Linked DNA regions of Homo sapiens: region 1 is linked to region 2. A link is an interaction called in ENCODE POLR2A ChIA-PET data of the cell type or tissue named here. Cell type or tissue: B cell. All regions are shown on one strand. Links, peaks and the distances in the headings refer to the core of each region. The heading gives the core; the rest is flanking DNA.

Evidence for each region. ChIA-PET counts read pairs that join two places held together with the same protein. Peaks named below come from ENCODE experiments on the same cell type or tissue, not always from the same donor. Only the 100,000 strongest peaks of a DNase experiment are listed, where the experiment ranks them.
Region 1: POLR2A ChIA-PET joins it to region 2 with 6 read pairs; 6 of 35 experiments call an interaction of 5 or more read pairs at or near these places.

What each region holds. Positions count from the first base shown.
Region 1 is chr2:54,989,656-54,992,575 of GRCh38, forward strand. The region is part of intron 3 of RTN4 (reticulon 4); the gene reads right to left. Among named protein-coding and RNA genes, the nearest start is that of RTN4, 59 kb to the right of the region's middle. In B cell, for the core only: no CTCF peak of the experiment used is centred there; no DNase peak of the experiment used is centred there.
Region 2 is chr2:55,149,546-55,152,465 of GRCh38, forward strand. No RefSeq gene overlaps it. Among named protein-coding and RNA genes, the nearest start is that of CLHC1, 81 kb to the right of the region's middle. RefSeq lists an enhancer at 1,391-1,440. In B cell, for the core only: no CTCF peak of the experiment used is centred there; a DNase peak (open chromatin) is centred at 1,516; H3K27ac peaks cover 895 bases.

The DNA of each region.
Region 1 (2,920 bases), core at 100-2,599, 160 kb before region 2:
ATTACAATTCTAGGAAAGATAAGACATATAAAAGCAAGTCAATGAAGGTATAAAATAAACATTGCACTGCTATAAGAACTCAGAAAAGGGAAAAACTGGAAGAAATGTTAAGACTGTGAAATACTGTAAATGGAAACTGAGCTGGGTCTTGAAGAATGAATGCGACCTAGAAAACCTAAAGGTACAGGCCTAACTGTAAGCATCTTTCTGCTAACAGTGGTTCTAATAATTAATGCCTTTTTTTTTATTAGGAGGGTACAGTGAGAGAACACGGGGAGTGATGATAAAGACAGCCCTTGGTAGGATCACTCTTTCCTGTGAGGCTGCCTTTGTACCCTACAACGGTGACTTAATACACACAAACAGAAAACTTAGGTTCTATAGTTGGGTCACCTAGACTAAAAAAATGGTTGAATAACTTACGAGCTACGTGACCTCAGGAAAGTCACTAAAGTCCTCTATATTTCAGTTTCTTCATCTATAAAATGTATATTAAAATAGGAATGAACAAAAGGCATAAAGTTTCTAGATAGAAAGGAGAAAAAACTTTTGAGATTTACTGCACCCCAGGGTGACAACAGTCAATAGTTGTATGTATTTCAAATAACTGAGAGTAAATTTCATGTCTCACCACAAAAATAATAGGTAACAAGGCGGTACTTTAATAAGTTTGATTTAATCACACCACATTGTATACATGTCAAAACATATTGTACCCCATAAATATATACAGCTATGATTTGTCAATAAAAAAATAGGAATGATCTCATTGAGATGTGATTCACTAGATTTTTCATTAGTAAGATAATTAATGTAAAGCACTTAATAGAGTACATAGCATACAATAAATTCTTAATAAATGTCAGTGCTATTTGTTGCTGTTATTATTACCACAATCACAATCATCTTACTCAATACTTAAATAGTAAATACATAAAGAAGAAAATTTCAAACTTATTATTAACTTTAGGTTAATAAACTATACTGTTGTGTTATATTGTAAACATGTTACTTTATAAACCATATGGGAAAGAATTTTAAAGCTTATCTAAGTTTTTACTATTATAGGGTAAGTAAAAGCTAATAGCCCAAAGGAATCAGCAAGTAAGGTGTACCTCAAATATATTTTTCTTTTACTTTTTTTTTTTGAGACAGAGTCTCGCACTGTCGCCCGGGCTGGAGTGCAGTGGCGCGATCTCGGCTCATTGCAAGCTCCGCCTCCCAGGTTCATGGCATTCTCCTGCCTCAGCCTCCCGAGTAGCTGGGGCAGGCGCCCGCCACCATGCCCGGCTGATTTTTTGTTTTTTTAGTAGAGACGGGGTTTCACCGTGTTAGGAAGGATGGTCTCGATCTGCTGACCTCATGATCCGCCCGCCTCGGCCTCTCAAAGTGCTGGGATTACAGGCGTGGGCTACCATGCCCGGCCTCTCAAATCTATTTTTCATATGAACAAATGCTCCTTTATAAAAGTGGTTCTCAAACTGCTCAGAAACATTAATTAACCTTCAAAATCACTATTGGTGAGAAGTTAAAGTAAATGCAGATGTACTTGCTATTTTTTACCATCATTAAAAACTACTCAGTAAAACCTGGCCATGAAATCAATGACTTTAGATTTGAGAGGTTTGCACTGTACAACATAAATTAATGTCTAATCAAACTTCCTAATATTATAACAGAGTTACTGTTTAAACAGGTGTAGTGACTATATATGAATTATTTATAATTAGTCTATAATTTCTACCTAAATGAATATGGTAGAAGGAAATATCAGGACTGGGATTCAAGAGACCCACATCCTAGCATGTACCAGCTCAGCAATTGTGTGATTTTGGATACGACTCCAACCTCTCTGGCCTTCAGTTTTATCGTCCATAAAGGGCATTAATCTTCTAATCTCTCTTTTCCCTTAAGGAATTAACATGACCCACAGTCAGTACAAAGATACACACATTAGTACTGCATTCAAATTCCCTGTCAGTGGATCCAAACCGATGAAGTTTTACTACTGGGGCATTATCTGTGCTCAATATAATTTTAAAATATTTCCTTCCTTTTTAGATCTAGATTTTTTTGGGGAGAAGGAAGCTTAAATATTTTTATTCATACCAGTCTTCTGATTTGAACCTTCCTAGAAATATCTTAAGTACCAGACATTATTAAAACTTTAGGAAAATAACAAATTCATATTCCTACAATTTTTCAAGCAATTATAAACTCTATCATTATGGCAACTGTATGAGAGAAACTTTTTAAAAGTTTGAAAAATGATACGCTTAAGCCTGATAGATGTTTTGATTGCTGATCTACATTCTCCAATCTCCACACCTCCTTTATGCCAAACACTGCAGTAGCCTATACAACATTATCTCTTTCAATTATTAAAACCTAATGAGCCACTATGCAAAGTGGGTTATGCCTGTAATTCCAGCACTTTGGGAGGCCGAGGTGGGAGGCCAGGAGTTTGAGACCAGGCTGGGAAACACAGAGACCCCTCATCTCTTAAACAAACAAACAAACCTAATGAAAGGTAGGCTTGAAAGAGTGAAACCCAGCTCCTACATGACTAGACCCAGATCACATCATTAATAAGTGGCAGAACATGGATCTGAACCCAGGATTCCTATGGATAAAAACTCATATTCTCCATTGTATGATGCCAAATTGAAGGCTTAGCTGATTAAAGTGCTTCAAAATGTTATACGTGTGCATGCATAACAAATGGGCAAAGTGTAGGCAGATAATTACAACATGCAAGATGAATCATAAAGGCCAAGAAGAAAAGCTAAGTGAAATTAACAAGATAGTTTAATCAATAAGGGACAAATTTTAATGTGAATATTTCACCTACTGTTAGACCCAAAAACCGAGAACAGGGCTTTACTCCAATATATTTGATAAGTACTTTCCCACAGTAGAG
Region 2 (2,920 bases), core at 128-2,627:
CACACACACACACACAAAACAAAAACAAACAAAAAACCCACAAAAATTAGCCAGGTGTGGTGGCACACATCTGTAGTCCCAGGTACTTGGGAGGCTGAGGTGAGAGGGATCACTTGAGCCTGGGAAGCAGAGGTTACAGTGAGCTGAGATCATGCCACTGCACTCCAGCCTGGGCGACAGAGCAAGACCCTGTCTCAAAAAAGAAAGAAATACAAATTCTTGGGCCCCACCCTGGAGCCACTGAATCAGAAGCTCTGTGGGTAGGCCCAGCAAGCTGTGTGTTAACAAGCCCTCATGTACAGGTGATTCCAGTGCACATTTAAGTTTGACAAACACTGGACTATAGCATTAAGTACCCTCTGGAGCTTGCCATCTGAGAGATCTTGTGTTCAGTCCTTATCGCGTCATCAGCAATATTGAGAGCATGGATGTCACAAAGAGGAACAAACACCATCCATCCCTTTAAAGGATTTCCAAGGAGGCCACAACATTACTCTTCCCATTCAGATCACTGAGGTTGGCCAATGCCATACTCTGCTCATACAACATTTCTCTCCTTTCCCATCGCCCCACCTCTGTTCACTCCCGTTATGTGTGTGTCAATTATCCTAACTGCCCCATCACACTGTGATTCCGAAAGCAAGAACCATAGTTTTTTTCTTCTTTATGTAATCTTTGTTTTCTGTGCCCATCAAACCCAGGGAAACAATTAATGGCAATACGACCGGGTCTTTGATTCCTGATTCTCCACCCAGTCACCACTGGGTTATTAGAAGTTCAAGCTCCACACTGGGTCCCCACTATTCCCAAACATGCCCCATGACTACACTGCTCAAGAGAATTATGAAGCCAGGTGCAGTGGCTCATGCCTGTAATCCCAGCACTTTGGGAGATCAAGGTGGGAAGATCACTTGAGTCCAGGAGTTTGAGACCAGCCTGGTAACATGGTGAAACCCCATCTCTACAAAAAATTAGCCAGGCATTATGGCACATGCCTGTAGTCCCAGCTGCTCAGGAGGTTGATGTGGGAGGACCGCTTGAGCCCAGGAGGTTGAGGCTGCAGTGAGCTGTGACTAATAAAAGAAAAGAAAAAAAAAAGGCGGGGCACAGTGGCCCATGCCTGTAACCCCAGCACTTTGGGAGGCTGAGGCGGGTGGATCACCTGAGGTCAGGAGTTTGAGACCAGCCTGGCCAACATGGAGAAACCCCATCTCTACTAAAAATACCAAAAATTAGCCAGATGTGGTGGCAGGCACCTGTAATCCCAGCTACTTAGGAGGCTGAGGCAGGAGAATCACTTGAGGTGGGGGTTGCAGTGAGCCGAGACTGTGCCACTGCACTCCAGCCTGGGCAACAGAGCAAGACTCCATCTCAAAAAAAAAAAAAAAAAAAGAAAGAGAGAGAGAGAGAGAGAGAGAATTATGGTCCCTCACTACTTCCCCTAGTGAAAAGAGGAGACCAACAGAGCCCACTGCTGCTGGCAGCAGAGACCAAGGCCTTGTCTCCCACTGGCCTGTCGCTCACCACGTCTCACAGCTCAGCTTTCACTTCTGTCTTTCATTGCAGAAGGGGAAGCATCTCTTTTCACCAGTGATGACAATTCCTGAGTCCTATAAGACTCCTCCCATCTGCCAAAGAAGTCTGATATTTTCAACACCTGTGAAAAGATGGGAAAAAAAGAAATCTGGTATTTATAGCTCTGTCTGCAGATGACTGAGGCATTCTCAGAACTAGACAAGACAGTATTGAACAATACCTTCCAATGTCTTACTCCCACCAACCGTGAGCTGGTTGTTCAAGGTCAGGATAAACAGAGATGTAAATTTCTTCCACCCCACAGTAAGTTCCTTCTCCATGTAGGGTATCAGGATCATCCACTCTCTCCCCTCTTGGTGTATAATTATGAATATACATGAAATTTTTACAATCCTAGGACTCAACTTAAGTTTCAAAGTAAATCTTAGGAGACTCTCAGAAAAAGATAAGCGCTGATGGCCTTTCCTGATGGCCTAGAGCTCCTGGAGAGGTGGATCCTCATTACATTCCTTCTCTGTGGTGCCTATCATGGCACTTTCACCATGTGAAAAAAGGGAAATGTTCGACAAGCAAATAAATGCATTATCAAAATTTCGTCTCATCTTAGAAAATGCAAAGCAAAGCCCAGAAGAGAAGGCCCATACGGGTAGTTAGTTTTTAGGAAAAAGTGAGTAGAAGGAAAGTTGGGCAGGTCCCTGCCTGGGCAGTGCATATTCAGATGTGCAACAGGCATGTAGGGGGAAGGGAGGCTGGAGGCCTGAGGCCTGGGCAGGTGGAGAAGGGCATGTGAAGAAAATGGACATATTGGGGCTGAAAGAGGGAAACAATAATGTGGAAAAATGAGACAGGAAAAGAAAAAGAAGTCAACATGGGAAGATGCCAAATATCTATTTTGCCAAGCCTGCAGCTAGCTCAACAGAGAGGACCAGAGTAGAGAAGTTTCAGTATAAACAAGTAAGAAAATGACCTGGGATTTCTGTACAAATGACTCTGTCCTCCAAAGACAGGCAGGGGTAAGAGTCTGTGTCACCCAAATATCTAAGAATCCACTGTGGAGGTCCTAGTCTTAGTTCTGGTCTACATTGTCTATCCTCTCTGGATCCCACAAGACTTAAGAGTATTTATCATACTTTGCCTATGAGAGTGCAGCTGCCTCCTGCTCTGGAGTATACACTTGTTCTTGGCAAGAGCAACATCTCACAATGAGTTTCCAGCCATCACAACACCTAGAAGGGTATGAGCACAGTGTAGACACTTGCTGATGGGACTGCAATCAGAGGTGAAAACCAGAAAAGTGGTGCAGACTTTTCAATCAGCCTTGCAGGAGACAGCACTAATTTTGCCACCCTAAAAACCTTTCTTCAAGCTCAAACACCTAGTCCAA